Regions from separate parts of the Homo sapiens genome. Here all the other regions are linked to region 2. The links are chromatin loops, found by intact Hi-C in ENCODE. Cell type or tissue: ascending aorta. All regions are shown on one strand. Each heading gives the region's core, and the rest is flanking DNA. Links, peaks and the distances in the headings are about the cores only. Region 1 overlaps TLR5 (toll like receptor 5). Region 2 holds the start of DISP1 (dispatched RND transporter family member 1). Region 3 overlaps LOC105372984 (a long non-coding RNA gene).

Region 1 (8,342 bases), core at 1,150-6,149, 320 kb before region 2:
CTGCCTCCCTTTGACCACACTAGGGAAGGAGCTCATTTATGCTAAAGGAATATGGATAAATATTCATATTGTTCACTTGGTTATATTTCATTTAAACCTTCCTCTCCTCCTTTCCTGTCCTCTGCAAGTGCCCCATAGAACTTTCCTTCTGGGGAATTGCCAAAGTCATGGTATTGCTAAATCCAGTGACAGGGTGTTGCAACACAGAAATCATTGGTTCTCACTTCACTGGCCTGTAATGAGACTCCCTCAAATGCTTCCAAACAACTTTCCTTCCTAATAGTGCTAGTCAGGCATTTTCTCTTTTACTGTGCACAAATTAATAACACAGTAAAAGCAGCAATAATAGCAAATGCATAGATAGCAGTTACTCTGAGCTACAGACTATTGTGAGTACCTTTGAGGGGTAAGTGGTGAACCAGTATTCAAGCTTAGCATATTTGTCTTCAGGGTCCATGTACTTAAACCACTATGCTAAATTCAAGATAAGTAAGTTTGTATTTTACCATAGATTGATGTTCATGTTCCTGACACTACTACAAGATTCATACTCCTGATGCTACTGACAACGTGGCTTCTCCACAGTCACCAAACCAGGTATCTCTCTGGACCCAGGTTCACTGTGGGTTGGACTAGCTTTAATAGTCAATAAGGCCAGGGACAATGGCACACGCCTGTAATTCCAGCACTTTGGGATGCTGAGGCGGGCACATCTCTTGATCCCAGGAGTTCGAGACCAGCCTGGGCAACATGGCGAGACCCACTTCTACAAAAAATAGAAAGATTAGCTGGGCATGGTAGCATGTGCCTGTAGCCCCAGCTACTTGGGAAGCTGAGGTGGGAGGATCACCTGAGCCGGGGGAGTTCAAGGTTGTGCCATGATCATGTCACTGCACTCTAGCCTGGGTGACAGAGTGAGACTCTGTCTCAAAAAAAAAAATTTAAAAAACAGTCAATAAATAATTTGATAGTCAACAAGCAATCTGCCACATGCAAAGTATTGCAAGGGACCAAAAAATATAAGCTATATGTCCCATCTCATTTACTCTTCATAACCATCCCATTTTACAGTCAGGGAAACTGTCTGGATTTGAACTCAGAAGACCATGATAAAGGCAAAATCAGAAGTCACTTTTAGTCCTGAGTTTCTGGGGTCTGAGATTCCTCCTCATCTTGGTCAGAGATATAACTGGGTTCAGATAGCTTCAAGACTACCTTTTCTTTTATTTCCCAACCTGTGAACCAAAAGGGTAGTGAGTGTGAATCTCTAGCATGCACAGATGTGCAAGAAATACTGCCTCTCCTCTATTTTCTAGATATTAATATTAGTTTAGAGCCTTCATCTCATCTGGCCAGCAACCATAGAAATCACCCCAGGTTGTGTCACTGTGTCACAATTTCAGATCTCTTATGCATTGCCAAGATCCCAGGGGCTCGGGTGCAGGTATCTCCTGCTCCCCCATCTGGTCCACTCGGGTTACCACTGAAGGCACTCTTGTGCCTGTCTTGCCTAGCAAGTCCTCACTGCTTCCAGACCACATAGCTAACTCACTGGGGTCCTGCCAGAGTCCTGTCTTCCTGGTGCTGACAGACCCCTTTTCCCTTCCTGTCTTCCTGTTTCTAGAAGCATGTCTCTCTGCTTTACCCATCAGCACACCCCACCCCTCTTCCCCCAACTTGGCAAAGACTTTGTGTCCCCAACCTAAGGCCCTGTTTGGAAAATCAAAGCCAGAAGAACTTGCAGGCTATTCCTGGTAGGGTTCTGACATATACCTGCCCTGGACCAATGACTAGGGAGCTGGCTACAGAGGTGGAGGTGAGCCTAGGAAAGCAGAAATACAAGGAGAGGGGGAAAAAAAAGTCAAATCTCAAAATATCTAGCCGCAGACATAAGCTCCTCTGAGGGTAATTTCTTGAGGGGGGAAAAAGTTGCTATTTAAAGCTAGGATATATGTGGTTCCATTTTTTTCATCGGTACATTAATAACATCATTTTCCACTATGTATCTTCAAGATCCGGTGTAACAGCCTTGCAAATTTGCCAGAATGAAGAAGGAATGTTCTGCTTCAGGGAGGATTGGCCCTGGTCTATGATTGCTGTCATGATGATACTCAGCAAGTTTCCTTAGATAACTTCAGAGTTAACAAGGATTTAAAAATGCTTCCATTTCAAACTCACCGTTATACATATGCAGAAACTGAGGACAATGAAAGTTAGAGTTGTCTAGGATACCCAGACTGTGGCTGAAGGAGGACTAGAACCGATATTTATCCTCTCCCAGCCCAGCATTTTTGCCATGGTCTCATGTATCTCGAAAGTAACCACCACTAGCAAGTTGGAGCCAAATCAACTAGCTGACTCCCTGCCCTGACTCAGAATGGAGCATAGCCACCCTGGGCAGCCTGCCCAGGCAGATTCCACATGCAGTAAACCTCCTTCGGGTCCCAGGACACTGGGCACAGGGTGGGGACCTGTGCTTCCAGCAGGGGTGCGCTCCCCAGCCTCACCTGTCCCTGCTTACAGTCCCTCAGGCAACACCAGTGAAATCATCTTCCTCTCAGGGCATCCTCATCCTGGCCTGAGTGCCCCCCACCTTTCCTTCTCAACCTCTTCAGGGCTTACCTTGCATCAGGGGGTGTCTCCAGCAGCTGCAGGGTGCATTGGATTTTATCTGCCTGGGAAGCTTTCTCTTGATTCCTTTGCTAGCCCAGCACAGACTACACATCCCTCTCAGAACAGTTCTCAAGTGTTTGATACTCTCTCTTCACATTCCCATTTCGTATCTAACTGATCAGGTTAATAGGGTTCCTAGTTGCCGGTCACCACCCCCACCCCAGCTGTTTCCAATTTACATCACACTCCAAATGATTTTTGCAGCGCTTAGCAGATTGTCTGTGTCATTACTTTCAGGGATGCTATACTGGACTTCCCTACTCTCATCTGCTCCAGCCCCCTGACCTTATAGTTGCCCAGCTTTCCTGGCAATTGACTTTGCCCATCAATACACAGGATTTAGCATCCAGGGAAGATGTCGGAGCCTCAGATGTTAATTTTCTAATTGAGAATGTTGGCGCTGTCCGAACCTGGAGACAGGTAGGGATGTTCACTTTCTGGGCGAGCCACCTTTTCCCGACGATTTTAAATGTTGTGCTAGTTGTTCGTTTTTAATAATCACTAAAAATTATTTCTTTCAATCAGATGCTTTAAAATTGTGTGCTAAAGAGTTATAATGTGCAAACAACGGGGAAGCCATTCTGTACCTAAACCATGTGTTTTCAACATAACTTTTCAGAGTATCAGCGCCTTTGCTTGCTGCTGTTTTTGCTGTTTTTTGATGCTGGGAACCACCACCTAAAGATAGTAAAGAAAACACAGGAAGCTTTCCGGTAACTCATGCTAAAGAAACACAAAATCACCCCAGTGCCTTGAGAAATTTCCTTTCCCTCTCTAACTTTCCCCTTCAGTGTTCTAAAGGGAAGGCGTTTCTGGTAAGGTGTAGTTGCGTAAATGATGGCTGCCTACTTCAGCAAGCAAGAACTGTTGGAGTATTAAGCATGGGTAACTGGATATTCTGGTTTGGGCACTGGAGGATCCCTGGAAGCCGGAAGCAGGCTGTTGCTGCCGGGGTAGGGGCGGCGGGGGTGGGAGGTAGAAACTTATTGCTGTGATTTTATAGGCAGTAAACTGATGCTTAGAGAGGTTCAGCACTCGCCCAAGCTCACACACCTACTAAACTGTGGAGCTAGGATTTGAATCCAGCTACAAATTTAGTTGTCATTGAAATGTCTAAATGCACTCTACTGCGCAAGCGATAGGAACTTCCCAGCGGAGCTCAGCTCAGGGACGCTTGCAGCTCCCCGCGCCCCGCTCGACTCTCCGGCCGCGGCTCCGCGGGCTCCTCCCCCTCGGTCCCTGCCCCTTTTGCGCCCTCTGCTGGTCTCTAGGGAAAGCGCATCTCCTGAAATCAGAAGTCGCACCCAAGCTGTCCCGTTTCCTTAGCTCCTAGTAAAGCGATATGACCCATCCATCCCCTCCTCCTCAAAGCCTCACATGAATCTTCTTTGAGGTACTCTCTGATGCTTCACTCTTCAGCGCTGAGAAAAATGGGGAGGAAGGGGAAGTGAATGTATTAGTATAGCCCCTTCTCAAAACCAATCGTGCAGCATCTTAGCCATGCCTTATCCTGGAAGAACGAGGCAGCTCACGTGGGCATGGGGGTAATGAGCAGGGAGGCAATTACAGACTCTTAGGTTCTCACCGCTAACAGTGTGGTCAGTGGACCAGCAGCAGCATCACGTGGGAGCCCGTTAGAAATGCAGACTCTCAGGTCCTTCAGCCACAGCCCTGATGAATCAGAATCACCGTTTCAAGGAGGTCTCAGGCGGGCCGTTTCAGGTTCCGAGCTCGCTTTGAGGCTCTGTGGATGTTTTGCAGCATATTCAATTTTGTTTTGTTCAAAGGTCACAGTGACAACTAAGTTTGCAGCGGGATTCAAATCCGAGCTCCACAGTGTAATAAATGTGAGATCTTAGACAAGTGCTTAACCTCTCTGAGTTAATCATCTATCAAATAATGAAAAGCACTATAAGCCAACTCTTCAACTTTCAGGACATTGTTCACCCGAAACCCGAAATCCAATAACTGTGCACTGTCTTCTAACACAGCCATAATTTACCTAGATGTACCGCTTAGAAATGTCTCACTCTCATAGTGACCTTAGTTCTATCTGTCCCTAGAGAGCCGCAAGACCATTTTGTCTGGAAGTTCTCTGCTCACTGGACAATAGGGACAGTGGAATTGTCCTCATCCTTGTGCTTGAGTCTTTGGAAACCAAATGACCCCAGAAATGTCATGAAAGAGATTTTTAGGTCCCAGAGGAACTGAATGGCTTAGACACCCACCTTCTGAACAAGAGGCTGGGCCAGAGATTTCTCAAGGTCCCAACTTCAACCTTGGTGTTCTGTCCGCCTTGATTTACAAAATGGTCTTGATCTTTTCCAATTAAAATTCCATTTAGTAGAGATACACAGAAAGTTTGCAATTCTTCCACAAGAAAACTGCTGTATGGCATAGAAAAATATCTACATAATATTTTTTGTTTCTTCTTCTTAATTAGCTTTCCTATTTTCCCTTAGGAAAACAAAAAGTCCTTTCTCCTGATTCACCAAAAAATAAAATACTGACTACCATCACTGTGATGAGATTCCTATAGTCTCAGGAACTGAAGTCTTTAAACAACCAGGGACCCTCTGCCCCTAGAATAAGAACATACTAGAAGTCCCTTCTGCTAGGACAACGAGGTAAGTGCTTCTGGTAAAAATGTGTCATAGTGTGTCTGTGTCTGTGTGTGTATGATACGTATATAAATATATGCATATTTGTACATATATATATACATATGTACAAATATACATACATATAAGGTCTCTCTGTCGCCCAGGCTGAAATAAAGCAGTGTGATCATAGCTCACTGCAGCCTCAAACTCTTAGGCTTAATGATCCTCCTGCCTCAGCCTCCCAAATAGCTCAGACTACAGGTGCACACCAGCATGCCTGGCTAATTTTTCTGTTTTTTGTAGAGACAAGGTCTCACTATGTGGCCCAGGGTGGTATAGAACTCCTGGGCTCAAGCAGTCCTCCCATCTTGGCCTCCCAAAGTGCTGGGATTACAGGCATGAGCCACCATGCCCAGTCCTGTCTTCAAAATATTAATGGAGAAAAATATTGCTGGGGTACTTAAGTTGTGCCAGGTACTACAGGGGGATCCTGCATGAATGAAACTGAGTGCCTGCCCCTCAAGACTTACAATCTAGTGGAGAAGGCATAATATAATAAAAATGCCATGATGGAAATGTACCCAGAATACCAGGGGACGGAGATAAAGAGTGCATATAGGCCAGGCATGGTGGCTCATGCCTGGAATCCCAACACTTTGGGAGGCCGAGGCAGGTGGATCGCTGGATCCCAGGAGTTCGAGACCAGTCTGGGCAACATGGTGGAACCCTGTCTCTACAAAACAAAAACAACAACAACAACAACAAAAATTAGCTGGGCATGGTGGTACAAGCCTGTAGTCCCAACTACTTGGGAAGCTGAGATGGGAGCATCACTTGAGCCCAGGAGATTGTGGCTGCAGTAAGCCCTGATTGCACCACTGCACTCTAGCCTGGGTAACAGAGCGAGATCTTGCCGCAAAACAAAAAAACAAAAACAAACTAGTGCACATAGAAGTGTGAGAAGTGCATGTAGAATTCTCATGGCAGAGGTGGCTTCTGAGGTGGCCTTTGACGGGGGAGTTGGAATGGGATGAGCAGATGAGACATTCACGAGCATTCCAAGCCCCAGGACCAGCCTAAGCTGAGAGAATGGGGATGAGGGCAGACTCTGAGAATGGCAAGTTAGATCTCGAGCACAAGGCAGTGATGGGATGCCAGTGTAGATACAGCCAGGAAGGCAGGGTGGCTGGAGTTTCCTGCTCTGTGAAATGAAAGGGTTCAAGCCCTGAGGGCCTCTCTAGTCAACCATTCCAGAATTCACTTAGAGTCTGTGGTGGGGACCCTGAGGTCATCCTGAAGAGTTTGAGTGATATGAGCATGAGGAGTCAGTGAAGACTTCTAATCAGAGTCATGCCCTAGGAAGCCCCCTCAGATAGTAAGTGAGGGGTGTGTGTGTCAGGGTCAGGCTTACTATGGGAGACTAGCAAGGTGGTGTCTCCCATATCTAGAGGGGAGGCAGTGGAGCCTTGCAGCCAAGCAGTGGCTGCAGAATTGGAAGAAGGGGAATGGATGCTGGAGGCATCCTGACGTGAAATTCACAGAACTGGCCACCAACAGCATTGATGCCCTGCTTAAAGCTTCTTCCAGCTGGGAATTAAGGAAACCAGAATGACCTCACCCTCCTGGTTAGATTTTAAGGATATATACACTAAAGACAGAAATAAGGATCCATGAGCAAAGATGAATATCAGGCAGTGTCTGACCAGTGAGAAAGGTCTCAGAATGGCTATAGCCCTAAATGCTCTGAATTTGGGGGAAATGCTACAAAGATGCAAAATGATTTTTCAAGCTCTGTTCAGATAAGGAAGAAGGAAGCAACAAGCTCACTCTCAGAAGCAGATGGTGCAATGGTATAATACTAGCAGATAACCACTCCCTGGCAGGAGAGAAGTGATGGCCCAGGTAGGAGAGAAAGAAGCAAGCAAGTGACGTGGGGCTGTTCTGAATCTGCCCAAGTCCTTCTCAGACCGGCCCATCCAAGGAACCCAGAGAACTGGCAGAGGAGCCCTCTGCACCTGGCAGCCTTTTCTGCAGGGCCACGAAGAGGGAGGGAGGCACCAGGCAGGATGTGAGCAAATTCATTCATTCAGCAGATATTTGCCAACATAATACATTCTAGGTGCTGGCAACACAGTGAGTCAAAGAGAACCAAACAATACCTGGCCTCTGGAACAAAATTCTGATTCACAAAAAGGGACACAGGTGGGCTTTTAAACCACAAACCAGCGAGCTTGACAACAACTGTGGACAAATTTCTAGAAGAGGTTTAGTAGGTGGTCTGCAGCTCTGTGGAACGGTGCGGGGATCCCTGTATGTCAGCTTGTGTTTCTGAATGGCCAGTCACAGAGAACTCAGCTTGTTTCCATCCTGACAGGGTTACCCTTTTCTAGCAACTCTAGGAATTTGGCAGGGCATTTGATAGTCTCTCAGGGTACGCCCCAGCCCCCACCCATTGCTAATGGAATAAAGACTGCACATAAAAGTGCACATAAAAGGGAAATTTAGGCTACACTTAATAGACGTGCTTTGTATTATGGAATCATAAAGACCTAGAGAGGCAAACAGACCCTAATGAGACCACCGGGCATCAGTAAATAAATCAACCGTTCTGCAGTGCACAGAAACCTCGTGTGCTGATTCTCTGAGTCCTCTTTAGAGAACAGTAGTTAGTTGTCAGACGTTTAGCCCGCTGTGTTAATCCCTGATGCTAATGACTGTTGCTGCTCAGGCGTGTGATGGCTCTGAGGAGAAACCTGGGTAGGAGCTCGCTTTCCATTTTGCCCGCATGAACGGACTGCCTGTTCCTGGCCGTGGAGTGCATTTTGCACTCACGTTTGCACGAGTGAGCTGCCCTCCCTCCCTGACCTTGTTGGCCTGAGTGTGACTGCCTGGGGCCCAGTCACACCTCCCTGACCCCAGTTTCCTCTCCCAGTGGCGCTGCTGGGTGCTGTTCCCCGGGACTGCGGCAGAGCCCTCCTCGCGGGCCTGACACGGTGTCCGGCCGCACGGATGACCGGTAGAGGGCAGCAGCGCGCTCCGGGTCGGTCGGGAGCAGGGCCTTCCTAG
Region 2 (8,342 bases), core at 1,970-6,969:
TTAGAAACCACCTCCATGATCCAATCACCTACCACCAGACTCCACCTCTAACACTGAGAATTACAATTCGACATGAGATTTGGGTGGGGACACAGAGCCAAACCATATCAATATTCTCCTATTGACTATGCAACATTTTACACGCCACATATTAGTTTAATACAGCAAAAGTATTTTAAATGCTGTCATGGTTAGCCTTATGTGTCAACATGGTTAGGTTATAGCACCCAGGTATTTAATCAAACACCAATTTAGGTGTTGCTATAAACATATTTTGTAGATGTAGTTAATGTCTACAATCAGTTGACCTTAAGTAAAGGAGATTACCTTCCGTAATGTTGGTAGGACTCATCTAATCAGCTGAAGGCCTTAAGAGCAAAACCTGAGGTTTCCCAAAGAAGAAAGAATTCTGCCTCAAAACTACAGAATCAACTCCTGCCTAAATTTCCAGCCTGCTGGTCTGACCTACAAATTTTGTACTTGCCAACTCCCACAACTGCATGAGCCAATTTCTTAAAATAAATCTCTTTTAAAAATACACATATATATGTGATATTGGTCTGTTTCTCCGGAGAACCATAATTATACACTAACACAGTGAAAATCAAACTGGTACTATTTTGCTTCAAGAGGCTCCACCAGGTCATTCACACAAGAGGTGGGAGGCTCCACCAGGTCATTCACACAAGAGGTGGGAGGGATTCCCCTCCCAGCCCTCTCCAGGTAACAAAGGAGTGCATCATCTGTGTGGTATTCAAAAACTATAATAACAACTAAAAGTCTTTCTGCTGTATTATCACCAGGAGCTGGCAATTCTAAACCTCAGTGCTAAAATACTCTTTCCAACTATAGCAGACAGCTCCCACCATCAAGACCCCTAGTATGTCACTGGTAGTGGTCAACTTCCCCCACCCCCCCATGCAAATCATTTATCCAATAGTTCTTCTATTCCTTAGGCTCTCAAAATTAAAAACAAAACTAATAATAACAACAAAGGTTAAGGGCAATCAGTGTGTTTTCTACAATATTTGCCATTGTGAGTTATAGCCTATCACTTTAACAGAAAAGTTCATCTACAGTGTAATGTGATGCCTCACTCAAAGCAAAACTGAGTCTATTTATATAATCCAACAAATTATGATTTAGTATTAAAAGTATTTTTAAAACAATAACCTAAACAAGAGGTTCACAGTCATAACTACATGCCTATAGGCTGGAAAATGTGCCAAGATTTATGGGATCAGATTCAGCAGAATGGACAGGGCCCTACTAACAGGACTGCAGTGATTCATCCCCTTTTGAGTCACTCTGAGGCCCAAGTCATCTTGGTCACTATTGGAGAAAAGGTCTAACTCACCAGAGGAAAAGGACAGAAAGTATTACTAAAAGCAGTCAACCCTGTGTGAGTCAACCTCATTAAGGGCCATGCTTTTCATCAGAGGCAGTGCAGCAGCTGGACCTTAAGTTAACAGATCAGCAGTCTTTCGTAGCTCCTCATCCAAAAACTGTACTTCCCCATTGTAACAAATATTCTTGATTCTATCAAGTGGCAGGAAATGGCTTTCTAACTAGAGTATGCCGATAATTGAGAACGTACTATATAATCAGAAAATTGATAACCAAAGGGCATAGAAGCAACGAGCTCAACTTAGCAAATTATTTCGTATTTTACAAACTAGAGATTAAGGAAGACAAATGTATGTGTATATGAAGACAGTGTTTTGGTTATCACTATTTTGATAGTTCTTCCAATACAGACACTGTACATATTTCAGAAATAAAAAGAAATAGTGAATCTATAAAATAGCCAGCAGTTCGCTGTACTTAATCAAAAACTGCCATTATTGGTTAAACTGTAAAATACATCTAAATCCTACGGAATAACAAAAATAATTTATCTAGAGAGAAAGCTAAATTTACTAAACAATTAGAAGAAAGAATACAATTCCAAAGATTTTCCGGAATACAGGGCAATCCAACCTCAACATACCATTCATATATATAGCTAGCCCAACTTGCCCAAGAGGGCAAGTGCTCTTGTGTTTCAACAACGAGCACTTCCTCCAACCATGAACTAATGTCTAAAGACTTGCATGCTTTCTCAAGTGCTTTATTTCTCAAAAACCATGGGAAAAGGCGGAAGAAAAATAAAATCAAGTCTTATCAGATAAACAATATTGTCTACTTAAACAAATAAGATTAAATTGAGACATATACAGAAATTAACATGGCAGTTAATTCAATTACTTTAGAGATCAGTGTTATCTCTTCATTTTGTAATTTGAAAACTTATTCAATATGCTCATTTACATGTTAAGGCACTGTTTATGTTTAGGCCTTGCTTTACACTTGTAAATATCAGCAGTCCTCCTAAACATAAGGACGTTATAACTGTGTATTTCACTCAAGCACAGATATTCAAGGCCATCAAGAATTTATAAGCTAGCAAGATATCGCAGTACCAATAAATATAAAATGTTCTAGTTTTCCTGAATTAGTTCAAGTCAGACCACCAAATCAGATCTAAAAGTTACCTGTACTAATACAGTAATTTTTAAAACAAAAACTTCTAACATTTGAAATGTGAAACACCTGAAACAAGCAAAGCAATCATCAGATCTCACCCTCCATCAGTGACAGTGTTATGATTCTTCCTAGCTACCTTGCTCACTTTGTGGCAAAAATCCAATTCACTTACTACCTACTTAAAAGCTAGGAGAATCTTTGTAATTACACTGAGTGAAACACTATATTATGTAGATTAGGAAGCACATATTAATCACATCCAATAAAACATAAATGCAAGGTAAATAATAACTAAATCAATAATTACCTTTGGTAATAATAATGAGCCCACATACCAAACACTGGCCACTGGGGAAAACTAAATGTGCTAATGTGCGTGTAACAACAGATCTTGGGTTATCAATATTTTTAAAAAACACTGACAATGGCAAATATTTATATATATATATATATATATATATATATATTTCCTTACAGCAGAAATAAAAAGGAACAGTAAAATCTTAAGAACTGCTAGTAATTTGCTGCACCCTGATGTAAAATTGCCTTTATTGGTTAAACTAAAAGACTAAACCCAACAAAATAGCTTTTAGAAAAAATGTGTTAGAAAGTTGGACAGAAAAACAATGAGTTGAAACTGCAAACATTGACAGCACTGGCTTTCCATGTGATTATCACCATAATTCTGAACGCATTTAGTTCATCCCATGACAAGGGAAATAAGACAAGCTAAACTCTGCAGGGTAGAGAAGAGTCCAAAAGGAAAACTTTGGTTGTCTTCCTTGGGTGAAGAGAACTCTCAACTACTATCAGTTTGACAAAGACACGCAGAATCTGGGTGAAGCAAGAATTCGAGCGGTCCCTAGGAATATACAATATTTTCCCGAAATCCACACGCGCGGAGCGGGATATATTTCTAAAAACAAAAAACAAACTGCATGAATTGCAAATGAAGCAATAGGAGTTCAGCATCCAATAGGTGGCTGGTCATCTTTCTGGTTCGTTAGGTCAAGACGTCCTTCTCACCTACGACCCTCAGAGAAGGACTGACTCCCTCCTCTGTAACCTCTCCCTGGAAGCCAACCTTTGCCATCTCCTGCCATCCTCTCAGTCAATCCGCCAGGACCCGGGACACGCCCCCACGAATGACTACTTTCCTCCGAGATGCAACTCTGCCCCGTGTCATCCGCAACCTCCAGTCTCAGGGCCTCTTTGGCCTCAGGGTCCCCGGTGCCTCCCTCCTCAGTCCCTAAAGGCTGCCCTTAGGGCTCTCCTGGTTCCCCGTTCTCAGTCCTGGCCCTTCTCTCAAGCCTGGGGTCCCGGATTTCCCTCCACACGCGCGGGAGATGCCGACTCTCCCGTCCCTACCCGGTCTCCCAGTCCCGCGGCGCCGGGCGGCGGCGCGCCGAAAGGCATCCACTGAGGAAACAAGTGCCTGCAACGTTCCGGCTGCGAACTCACCTCCAGTCCGGGCTCTCGGATGCTGGCCCGGAGCCGGGCTTCCGCCTGGCGCGGTCCGCGTCGCGAGCGGGACCGGAAGTCCCGCCCCTCGCCCGCTCCCGGCCCGCTCCCGGCCCGCTGGCCTCGCTTGACTACCGCTCCCCGGGAGAGGGATCGCCGGCGGCGGGCGACGGGCGGCTGGCAAGGGGCAGAGGGCAGAGGGGCTTGGCTTGAAAGGGCGAGGCAGGCGCCAAAAAAATTCCCTCTCGCGCTCCTGCTCTTTCTAGTGTATCCATCGACCAGTGTGCAAATGCTTGACCAAGCGTCTATTCTGCCCAAGCCCAGTGAGGCACAAGATGACTCAGACACTGACCTCTGTCCTCACAATCTAGTTAAAAGTTGACATAAGTAAAAACAGAAGTAAATCACGCCACAAGACAGTGTTTCTTCTTTCATTATTCAGATTATTATCACCTGCTATATAGGCCTGTGAACAACCAGGCACTGCTGTAGGGGCTGGGGATAGAGCGAACAGAGGACAGCCCCACTCTCGTGAGGCTTACACTCAGGGCGAGGAACTAGCTATAGAATAAATCGAACAGCGGCGGCTCCCTCGGGAGGCTTATGCACAGAAACAAAAATATATAAGCAATGAAACCATCAAGTGTTAGAGGCACTCTGGTGGTGCTGTAGGGAACGGTGCAATGTAGAGAGCTGGGCGGAGAAGGCTTTCTAGAAATAATGACTCTTCAATTGAGACTGAAATAAATGATGAATAAGAGTTAAAGGACAGGCACAGTGGAGAAGGGCATGCAGAGAAGAAGGACGTTATGGAGTGAGAGCTTGGCTTGTACCGGTAGCTGGCCAGGAGTTAAGCAAAGTGTCAGATGGCAGATGCAAGAGCAAGCATAATGAGAAGAGACAAGGCCAAATCATGAAGAACGTTGTGCCCTATGCTTAAAAATTTTGGACTTCAGAGACTCCGTGCAACGGAATCCGTGGGGTCATCTAAGGGAATAGACAAAACAGTGAGTCATGGGGTTGACTAGGGGGATTGTCCTAGTCATCAAAGAAAAATAATACATCATGAATAGCATGTTTTATCCTTGAGGGTGCTTTCTTGAACTGCCATACCCAGATGTAAAGGCAATAGACGGCTACCACAACCCTATAAAGGCAGGACCACAAGGGATCATACCCCTCAGGTTGCTGCATTGAGCAAATCACCCCAACCAACTGAGATGCTAACTGAAGTCACAGGGAACTATGGAATGGGCCCAGAAGAAAGAAGCTTCAACACCAGCTACAGTAATGAGGACTGTTGCATTTTTTGTTTGTTTTCTTTGCTACCAGTGTTTAATAAATACTCTCTTGCACACCAAGCCCTTTCTTTGCCTTTTTAAAAAGGAATGGTATAATACATACATTTTTCTTTTTTTCTCCTTTTGCCAGCAAAAGGCCATACATTGCAATATATGGAGATAGGATTACAGTAGAAGAAAATGAGGAATGGATATCGTGTAGAAAGTCTGTACTTAGAGGGCATAACATCAACTCTAAGTGAAGTAAAAGGTCACGCGTTTGGGTTTTCTCCCATTGGGAAGGTTAGTAGTCCATTTGTGGTGATACTTGAAATAACTGATTCACATAGCGGCAAGGTGTATTTTTGAAAGGATGGAAAGAAGAGAGTGTGTATGTGGTGTGATGTGGGGGGTGTGTGTGTGTGTGTGTGTGTGTGTGTGTGTGCCCACGCTGGGTGCCAAGAAGTAGAATGTAATAGACACTCTGTGAAATGTTTCCTTATAGCTTCTCACAATTCCTTTTTTTGTAGGAATGGCTGAAATACATAGAGGCAGTCCTTTTATGGGCCACATATGCACAAGCGACCATGTCCTAGTGTGACCAGCTACTCTGGTTTGCTAAAGACAGGGGGATACCAGGATGCTGGACTTTCGGTGCTTAAACTGGGATAGTTTTGCGAAAACTGAGACAAGTTGGTTGCGCTACCATGTCCCTTGTCTACATAACAGATTAATTCAGAGGTGGGCATATCCTAAACCAGACCATTTAGACTCTTTGCCCCAGAAATCTTAAATGAGGCATAGAGAAACACAGAGAGAATATAGTTACTCAGTAGAACTGAGTCACAAATGGCAGTTCCCTAAAGAAAAAATCTATTAACACCCTTTGCCAAAGATCCAGGACCTGCCCTGTTTCCTTTGGTTATAGGAGATATCCCTGTATAATTCCAAAACTTTTTTTTTTTTGGCTAGTCAAAGAAGATTGCTGCTGCTTGCAACCAAAATAATCTTAAGGAGCATATTCATTTCCAATCCTTGTTTAAGATAATGTGCTCCAAGAGTCTCTTCTGAATGGGCACTGAGCTGAACGAACCATACTCATTGCCACAGCAAACCAGACCAAATATGAACACTGAACTCAAACAGGCCTAGAAAGTCTCACATGCATGGATTTTGCAATGCACATATAGGGCTCCACTCTTGCATGCTAAATTAGAAATGTCCAAACCTAGAATTAGGTTAGGCATGAGTAAGATGTTCAAAACTGATGGGAAAAGGGGGAAAGCAACAGGAATGATGAGAAGGAAATAAGGATAAGGAGAGAAAGATGGAAAAAGAGAAGACTTATCTGAGAGGTGAACATCTTAGTTCCCTTCTTTTCAGTTTCTGATTCCCCAGTCCCTTATGAGATCCAGCTAAATGTTCTGCCCTTAAGTTCTACGAAAATTCCGTGTCCTTCCAGTAAACCCCCCATTTGGTTAAGAATCATTTTAGTAGGTTTCCCCTCCTAGCAATCAAACCCCAAGACATCAATTCACAAGACACAAGGTTGCCCACTCATTCTATAGCATGCACCAGAGTTCTGGAGCCACTTTCTCTCCTCAGACTCAAGAACAGGAGAAGGATTTGCACACCTCCATGGCTGCCTGGTCCATTCAGGAAAACTGTCACAATTACCATGGGTTAGATGACTTTAACTATTAAAATCACACAGGTGGGGAGAATCATGCAATCAGAGTGTAAAGTGGAAGGAGACTTTGGAAACCATGCATGTCAACAGAGGAAGGAACTAATGCCCTTCCAGCTAGGCATAGTGGTTTTCCTAAGGCTAAATAGTTCAGTAGTCCCAGAGACAGGATTAGCTAACAATCTCGTCTCTCAACAACTGAGGAAACTACTGTGAAATCCTTGAAAGTGCACTATTCAGTCTCCTCCCACTCAGCTCCTGATCTTTGGAGTTTACCCACATCTGTATAATGGCATCAGCCTGACTGCGGAACTGTGAGAGCTGTTCAAAAGCCATTTGTGGGTGACAGTAGATAGTGAATATGTTAATCTGAATCAGGAGAGAAAATTTTAAGGAAAATTTTCCTACTTTTTTTTTCCGTACTCGCCAACTGGCTCAAACAGGTAGATGGGTTAATTAACAGAGCTAATAAGGTTAGTTATTCATAAAGTTTATTTACACATTCTACATTCTCTTTAGTTCATACATGGGTATATGTCGTTTCCTTACTTTTTTTTTTTACCACCAACATAAACATCGATATATTTGCAGTTATGTCTAAAACTATATCCTCGTCCCTTTGTAATTTAGTGGCAATTTACTAAATTACTACTAAATCCAGTAATTTAGAAATTTGTGGCAAAATCAACTAGTCTACACTTGGAAGCAATCACAACACCAAACTTGCATTAATTACAGATTATGAAATGAGTGATAAATAAGGTCAGCCAGGGATCTCCAATTAATAATTCCTAACTCTTCTGCAGCTTATTAAAGGCCAGATATTTTCTATGAAGATCTTAACATCTCTTACATAAAGTGAAAAATTAATTACTAAATTTAAAGTGCCATTTCCTTCCTAATGATGTGCAAATATTACTCACCGTCATCATCTCCAGAAATTTGGCACTGTTGTCCAGGCTGGAGTGCAGTGCTGCAATCTGGGCTTACTGCAGTCTCTATCTCCTGGGCTCAAGCCGTCCTTTGACCTCAGCCTCCTGAGTAGCTGGGACTACAGGCATGCAACACCATGTTTGGCTAATTTTTGTATTTTTTTTTAAGAGATGGGGGTCTTCTTATGTTGCCCAGGCTAGTCTCGATCTCCTGGGGTCAAGCGATCCTCTTGCCTCAGCCTCCCAAACTGTTGGGATTACAGGCATGAGCCCCCGCACCCAGCCCAGAAATTTTTCATCTTCCCAAAAATGATACTTTGTATCCATTAAACAATAATTCTCCATTTCCTTCTCCCCTCAGTGTTTTGATGTAATTTTATGTTTGTATATCCTGCAAAAACATTTTTAGCACTGATTCATATCTTCTTGAAGTAAATACATTTCTAATAGAAATAA
Region 3 (8,342 bases), core at 1,270-6,269, 60 kb after region 2:
TCCCACCTCTCTAGGTTTCTAATTGCTATGAAGATGATGATCGGTGTCTCTTTCCTAAACTACTATCAGCTGAAGGGTTTAAGACTCCATTTGCCCCATCCTGCCCTCTTCCCTCACTTCCACCCCAGACAAGAAGCTCTCTCAAACCCCGAAAGTTGGTGAAGAGCTTATTATATGGTGAAGAGTATATTATTATATATGTTTCCCACACAATGACATGTTTCTCCATAGATAGGGACTAAATTGAACCATTATAACTGTATAAACATGGGGTGGAGGGAGTGAATATAACATATTTTGTTTTCCATAAAATCACACCTCCTATGGGAATTAATGCAGAGAAGGGCATAGAAATAGTCTTTAGCACATGTTCTCATTGTCCAGTTTTCTATTTCTGGATATTATTGATAGGGGTTGAAGAGACCAAAGGAGATAAGGTAACACTGATGTGCCATTGGTATAGAGCTTTGATTAATGCTTTCACATACAGGATCTCAATTAATTCTCACCTTTTGTAGGGATGCTGGCTTTTATTATCCTCATTTTGAGGACAAGTCTGAAACTTGGCCTGAGTATGGCCCCCCAGCTAATGACTAGAGACCCTGGAGTTAAAATCTAGGCTTCCTGGCTCTTGAATACTCACTATGCTTTTCCTTTAATCTCCAAGTTCCCTTCTCAGATTCCAGGCATTCACGTTCTGCCTCTTGTGGGAACTGCTGGGCCTGTCTTTTATCCACTCGCTGTCCCACAGCCAGCTGGATGGAAAGGTTTTAGTTCTCAGTTACGCAGTTCTACGTGATTGCCATTAATCTGTAGAAAGAGTGAACACAGGCCCAGGTACTTCTTTGTAAATATTAAGATGTTAAACGTCATTTGAAAGGTTTTTGTGCAAGAATGTGAGAGTGTAAGCATGTTTAAATCTGGACTGTGTGAACTAAGATGAAGCAGAGAAGACAGCTGTCCTGCACACCGCATGATGGTAATATTGGCCAACTGGCCCACGTGATAGTTAACTAAATATGGTAGTCGTAACTTCCTAAATGCATGTTGGGTAACAGCTTTATCAGTCAGAGTTCTCTAGAGAAACAGAATCAAGGAGATTTATTTCAAGGGATTGGCTTACATCCTTATGGGGGCTGGCAAGTCTGAAATCTGTAGGGCACGCCAGCGGGCTGGAAACTCATGTAAAACTTGAAGCTGTAGGGGTTCTTTTTGGTTTGTTTTTGTTTTTGTTGAGACAGGGTTTTGTTCTATCACCCTGGCTGAAACGCAGTGGCACCACCATGGTTCACTGCAGCCTGAATCTCTTGGGCTCCAATAATCCTCCCGCCTCAGCCTCCCGAGTAGCTGGGACTAACAGATTCATGCTACCACGCCAGGCTAATTTCTGACTGTAGAGATGGGGTCTTGCTGTGTTGCACAGGCTAGTCTCGAACTCCTGGGCTCAACCAATCCTCCTGCCTTGACTTCCCAAAGTACTGAGATTACAGGCATGAACTATCATGCCCGGCTGATGATATAGTCTTGAGGCAGAATTTCTTTCTCTTCAGGGTTTTGCTCTTAAAGGACTTCAACTACCTGGATGGGGCCCCACCCATATTATCTAGCATCGTCTCCTTTACTTAAAGTCAACTGATTGTAGATGTTAACTATGAAATACCTCTATAGCAACACCTAGCTTAATATTTCATTAAGTAACTGGATACTAGAGCCTAGCCAAGTTGACATATGAAACTAGCCATCACATCAGCCAATGAGGCAAAAGTTGATATTTTGATCAGTTCCTTAAAATTGGCATTAATAATTTTATATACAAAGTTTCAAGAACTACCTTCTTACAATTTGAAGAGAAAGAAGTAGGTTTTCCCACCATCACCACATTCTTGGGAGCTGTCTTGCTCTTGGGGTCATCTTACTCTTGGGGTCATCTTGCTCTGTCACTGAAACAAATTTTTTCCCCAAGACACCAAAGACCATCATAAAATGCTTACCTTGGGACACGTTTTCTACAGAAATTCACTCAATTCTGAAGAGAATTTTGTTTCTGCCACTTTGTCCTGATTTATACAGCCAGTCAAGCCTGAGGGCAGGCTTGAAGATGACAGATTAAGTAAATGTTCCAGGAAAATAATATCCACTTCCTTTTGAGTAATTTGTTGGGGGCCCTTCATTTTCTTTTTCCCAGTAAAAATACTTCCCACCCAAATTAAACTCAGATTGATAGAACCATGACACTCCCCTCTGGTTCCCAACTTAAATGAAAACTTACAGAGAAGATTTTCCCTAAAGAGCTTTCAACACTTTTGCCTAAAAAGCTGACCATTGTGTTTCCCGGCTCTTGGCAAACCTATATAAGATACCTGAGAATGAAAATGATTCAAGGTGTACTTGGCTTCATTTTGCTGTAGGTAGAGGAAATAATTATATCTTGCATTTGGAAGTGGTGTAATTTGGCAGAGGATAGAAACATTTACAGATAATTGAAGGACCACCTCACCAACAAAGATGAAAAAGACCCAAACAATTCTTGGCAGGACTGCCCAGTCAGGGAAAGACATTTGAATTTTGTATGTATGAAGATAAAGGGGGGTAAGATTGTCTGTGTGCATTTGCTAAAGAGCTTCTTTGATCACTTGAGACTCCCTGAATTTCCACTCTGAAGGTAAAGGTTTATATGAATCCATCATTAGAAAGAGAAATAATAAAATTAACTTTCATTTACCTGCATTACGCACAATGAAGTATGGTCATAATAAATAACTAAAAACATCAAGAACCAGATAATTATTCAAATTTGGTTTATTAATTCAAAGACTTTCTGCTACATAATTTGTTTAATCGGGGATATTTTTGGCCTGGCAGGAGTCTAGGGCTTACATGTTGCTGGAAGGGGAAGTGAGTTACTCCTTTCCCAATATATCATTGAATCTTGGAAGCTGCCAGATAGAGCAGGGCAATATGTTTTCTCCACATTTTGTTTAGCATCCATGAATTTGCAAAGGGCAGAAATGCCTCCTGGGAGGAAAAGGACTAGGACTGCAACATCTTCTCTCAGGTTCAAGGAGAGAAAAATGAGTTAAGATGGGCTGGGATGACACTGACCAAGGCCAGACAGCATGGAAAGATAATAAAGGCTCAAGAGGAAACCTACTATAAAAGAGGGAGAGTCTGGACCCCTGACAAGTGCTATACCAGTGTCCGGATTGTAGGTGAAGAGCATTGGTTCTGATTATAGAGTATGGCCAATGGTGGAACCCCTTCTGGTATGGTTGTCCGCACCCAAATCTCATGTTCAGTTGTAATCCCCAATGTTGGAGATGTGGCCTGGTGGGAGGTGATTGGATCATGCAGGAGGTTTCTGGTGGTTTAGCACCATCCCGGTAGTGCTGTTTTCATGACAGAGTTCTTATGGGATCTGGTTGTTTAAAAGTGTGTAGCACCTTCCCCCTCTCTCTTCCTCCTGCTCCTGCCATGTGAAGTGCCAGCTTCCCTTTTGCCTTCCACCATGATTGACGCCAAGCAGATGCTGCCATGCTTTCTGTACAGCCTATGGAACCATGAGCCAATTAAACCTCTTTTCTTTATAAATTACCCAATCTCAGGTATTTCTTAATAGCAGTGCGAGAATGAACTATATACCTTCCTACTGAGTCAACTTGACATTATGATTGTGCTTTGAGGAAAATGGTTATGGATATCTGAGTAAAATATTTTATCGCTAAAAAGCTGTACTTTCTGGGTACCTAAACTTTTTCACTTTGGGATGCTCATGACTAATATTTCGTAGAAGTGTTTTTCCTGGTACAATGAAAATCCCTTTGGGTGACTCAGCAGGTGGCAAATATGGGAATTGGCAGTGATGGCAAATAAAACAGCCAGATTCAACTTGCAGGCAATGGTTGCCTAGTTAGGCCCCCACACAGCGCAGTAAGGCAGGAAGCTTATCTGATACAGCTCAGTGAGTTCCATCTAGCCTTGAGGGAGTAAGGTAAAATTCCTGTACTCCTTCTGGGTGCATTATAGTTCTTGGATGAGTTTATCCTCAGAAGTCCTTAGGAATATTTAGGAATAAAAAATGAAGTAGTTATCCATTCCACTATAAGAAATTACCATAACATTTAGTAGCTTAAAACAATAAACATTTATCTCATATTCTCAATGAGTCAGGAATCCAGGAGTGGCTTAGCTGGGAGGTTCTGGCTCGGCATCTCTCATGAGGTTGCACGCAAGCTGTTGCCTGGAGCTGCAATCCTCTGCAGGCTGGAGGAAGGCGGTCTTCCAAGCACACTCACGTGGTTGTAGGCAGGCCTCAAGTTCCTCAAAGGTTGTTCGCTGGAGATGAAAGTTTCTTAGCACAATGAGCTCTCCAAGTCTTAATCAGTTCAGGCTGCCATAACAGAATACTGTAGACTAGGTAGTTTGTAAACAACAGAAATTTATTTGTCACGGCTCTGGAGACTGGAAATCTGAGATGAGGACGTCAGCATCGTCAGGTTCTGGTGAGGGCACACTTCTGGGATGCAGACTGCTGACTTCTCATCGTATCCTTACATGCTGAAAGAGAGCCAGTTAGCTCTCTGGCCATTTCTTTTTTTTTTTTTTTTTTTTTTTTTGAGACAGTCTTGCTCTGTCGCCCAGGCTGGAGTGCAGTGGTGTGATCTTGGCTTACTGCAAGCTCAGCCTCCTGGGTTCACGCCATTCTCCTGCCTCAGCCTCCCGAGTAGCTGGGACTACAGGCACCCGCCACCATGCCCAGCTAATTTTTTGTATTTTTAGTAGAGACGGGGTTTCACCGTATTAGCCAGGATGGTCTCAATCTCCTGACCTCATGATCTGCCCACCTCGCCCTCCCAAAGTGCTGAGATTACAGGCATGAGCCACTGCACCAGGCCATTCTGAGAGGGTACTAATCTCATTCATGGGGGCTGCACCTTCATGACCTAATTACCTCCCAAAAGCCCCACCTCCAAAATCATCACAATGGGATTAGGGTTTCAACATATGAATTTGTGGGGGAACATATTCAGTCTGCTGCACTGGCTGAGTGTCCTCATAACATGGCAGATGGCTTCCTTCAGAATGAATGATCCAAGAGAAAAGTAGTGAGAAAGATCAAGACAGAAGCCAAAGTATCTTTTATAACAATCTCTGGAGTGGCATATCATTAATTCTGCCATATTCTCTTGGTTACATAAATCACCCTGGTACAGTGTGAGAAGGAACTACACAAGGTATGAATAGCAGGAGGTGGAGATCGTTGAGGACCATCTGAGAGGCTGACCATACAAAGACTGAATGTCCTAATCATTTAGCTATTGGGAATTCAAGGCTAACAGGAAAGTAGAGATTTCTGTCTTCTTTGTTAATAGTACCTAAAACAAACAAACAAACAAACAAACAAACTGGCACATAGTAGATGTCCAATTAATATTAAATAAATGAATTAATTTTAATATTAAAGAAACTGTGGACTTATCCTGCAGGAATAGCCTGATAAGATCTGGGTATTGGGTTCCATTTGTCTTCTTTATTATATTTTGCTCAAGATTCAATTGATTTGCATATGGTCACTGACCATAAGAGAATCTTTTCTTTTAGTGAAAAAGAAAATTAAATTGAGAGTATAACATTTGCTAGATAAAAATCCACTTCTTCAATTCAAATATCACACTTTGTTTTGCCTAGTTCTTTTTTTTTTTTTTTTTTTTTTGAGTTTAGGAGCAGAGGTTTAATGGGCAAAAGAAAGAGAAAGGAGAGCAGCCCTCTTTCTCTTGTGAGAGAGAGGGGTGTCTGAAAGGGAAAAGCCCACCTAGTTCCTTAGAATCATCAATAAGTGGATATTCAAGAGGTGAATAATTTTTTAGAAAATGGAAAAGTCAAAAACAGTCCATTCCTAGGGCTATTCTGAAGCAAAATAGTAAGTAAATCAGGTATAGATTGTTAGTATGATCAGACACCTAAGACTGAAGTAACCAATGCTTAACTGATAGACCTGGTCACTTCTGCAATATGATAAAACCTTCAGATTTACTTCACCTTGAAACTGGACTAACAGAACATGTCAGATGAAGACCTAAGACTGACTCTTCAGTGGGGACAAGCCGTTCAGAATCCATGAAACCGGGATTCTCATTCAATATTATAATAGTCAGGGTTCTCCAGTGAAGCAGAACCAATAGCATAGATTTATAGAGACATAGGTAGATAGACAGATAATTGGATAGATAGATACAATGAGATTTATTATGAGGAACTGAATTTATTGTGATTATGGTGGTTGAGAAGTCCCACAATCTGCCATTCACCAACTGGAGACCCAGGAAAGCCAGTGATGTAAATCAGTTTGAGTTCAAAGACCTAAGAATGAGAGAAGCCAAGGTAGTAAATCCCAGTCCATGGGCAGGAGAAGATGAAATGAGATGAGATATCCAAGCTCAAGCAATAAGGCAGAAAAAAGGAGCAAATTCTTCCCTCCTTGGCCTTTTGTTTCATTCAAGCCCTCAGTGGATTGGATGGTGCTCATCCACATTGGGAAGGCAATCCATTTACTGAGTCCAACAATTCAAATGCTAATGTCATCCAGAAATATCCTCACAGATACACCCAGAAGTAATGTTTAATTTGGGCATCCTGTGGCCCAGTCAAGTTGACACATAGAATTAACCATCATAAATATTAATAATTGTAATTGATACTATGACTTAAGCACCTTATTAGAGCCACAGCTTTACGTGCTTTTCCTCAATTTTAACATGAAACAGTCATGGGATACCTACCTAGCTCACTGCAATTTCCTTTTCCTGAGAACCATCTTAACCCAGAAATAGGTCCCATAACCATGTTGCTACTACAAGGCTCCATCTCCCTGGCCACAATTAATTGAATTAGAGAGTGATACTTGACAAAAAGGAGCAAAACAGATTCTATCCACACTATGCTTTGAAATGGGGACGAAAGACTAGTATATCAGTCACTTGAACAGAAGAATTATCAAGAGCTATAGAGTGGGCATCTTCCTCATGGGCAAGAAAGATGAGAGATGGACAGACAGTACCTGTTGGGTGCTTGCTTGTCACACTGTTTAGATCCTATTGAGACTAATCTCCCTTTGGTGTCCATTTGATAACTCAGTGTACTTTCCACAAAATTCTTTTTTGTTGCATAAAGCTGGTTCAAATTATATTTGCTTCCTGTCTCAAACCTGTTTTATAGATGAGAACATTGAGAAGTTGAGTAATTTGCACAGAGCTACTGGGTTACAAAGAGGCAGGAGAGCTGAGATTAAATCAATATCATATTGATCCTTGAGCCTACCATTTATCTCCTATGCCATTAGAAGAAAGTGTTTCCTTTTCTCAGCTATCTTAGGAGGCTCAGACACCCATAAAATTAATTATAGCCATGTGATTTTCTTTGGTGAACGAAACATACACAGAGGTGACATGATTCATTTTTAGTGGAGATATTGATTGCCACTGCTTAACTCTCCATGCTGTTCCTTTTCCAGCAACCCCGAGAGCACATCACAGTATGGAGAAAACATAAGATCAAAGAAGCATGCAACACTGAGCTATCACACGGAGAACACCTGTCTGGGAAGCCACCTAAACTGACAGTGGACTTCTCAAGAGAAAGAAATAAACTTTCTTGTTTTAGGACACTGAGATTTTGGAGGTGTCTGTGCAGCATAATCTATCCTATCCTACTATATTCAACTCACAACTCCTTATGCTCCAGGCCTACTTCTGTCTTTGATTTCATATTAAATTAATTCCAACTTCCTCTTCTCTTAGAGCTATAATTTCAGTTATATATGGCTGCATAACAAACCACTCCAAAGCTTAAAACAACAATAAATTATTATTTCTCATAATTCTGTATAACAATAACAAGCAAAGTCAAGTCACCCATATTTTACAAAGTAGACTGGAGCTCAGAAATCTAGACATCTCAAATCACACAACTAGTAAATGGGAGAAGTGAAACTGGAACTCATGTCTTACTACTGCAGGCCCTGTGTTTTTCATTTTTTTTTTTTTTGGTTTGTTTTTTGCTATTAATGTATCACAGTTACTTTGGCCAGCACACCCTGTGTTATCTAACAATGATTTCCATGTTCGATCTTTCCAGGTTTTGAAAATTTCTTGACAAATAAATAAGAAAATAATCCATTAATATTTTTTTCTAGAGCTTATATTATTTATCAATTGTTTTAATTTGGAGGGATGTACCTAATTCTTAAAGATCTTGATAATGATCTTGTAACACAGTTATTAGCAATGTTTACTTATTGTAAAACAATCCCCAACTACGCCAGGATGGTTGTTGGAAGTACACACTAT

The links. Peaks named below come from ENCODE experiments on the same cell type or tissue, not always from the same donor. Only the 100,000 strongest peaks of a DNase experiment are listed, where the experiment ranks them.
Region 1: it touches region 2 in a loop (2.3-fold over the local background); 3 of 110 quality-filtered maps call a loop at or near these places.
Region 3: a loop joins it to region 2, with 4 times the contacts of the local background. A loop is called at or near these places in 2 of 110 quality-filtered maps.

The regions. Positions count from the first base shown.
Region 1 is chr1:223,129,433-223,137,774 of GRCh38, reverse strand. It overlaps TLR5 (toll like receptor 5), which reads left to right. Exons shown (of 6, transcript NM_003268.6): 3 at 512-597; 4 at 2,911-3,093; 5 at 5,136-5,300. Among named protein-coding and RNA genes, the nearest start is that of TLR5, 9.6 kb to the left of the region's middle. RefSeq lists an enhancer at 8,037-8,226. In ascending aorta, for the core only: a CTCF peak has its summit at 3,941 (motif pointing left); DNase peaks (open chromatin) are centred at 2,394 and 3,894; H3K4me3 peaks cover 1,480 bases; H3K27ac peaks cover 1,553 bases.
Region 2 is chr1:222,810,724-222,819,065 of GRCh38, reverse strand. DISP1 (dispatched RND transporter family member 1) reads right to left here and starts at 4,027. Exons shown (of 9, transcript NM_001377229.1): 1 at 3,988-4,027. RefSeq lists silencers at 4,067-4,166, 4,257-4,336 and an enhancer at 4,577-4,636. In ascending aorta, for the core only: no CTCF peak of the experiment used is centred there; a DNase peak (open chromatin) is centred at 3,975; H3K4me3 peaks cover 2,015 bases; H3K27ac peaks cover 2,039 bases.
Region 3 is chr1:222,750,504-222,758,845 of GRCh38, reverse strand. It overlaps LOC105372984 (a long non-coding RNA gene), which reads left to right. Exons shown (of 4, transcript XR_922641.3): 4 at 7,508-7,664. It overlaps FAM177B (family with sequence similarity 177 member B), which reads right to left. Exons shown (of 6, transcript NM_001394345.1): 6 at 7,842-8,342. Among named protein-coding and RNA genes, the nearest start is that of FAM177B, 17 kb to the right of the region's middle. In ascending aorta, for the core only: no CTCF peak of the experiment used is centred there; DNase peaks (open chromatin) are centred at 3,875 and 4,285; H3K4me3 peaks cover 833 bases; H3K27ac peaks cover 2,525 bases.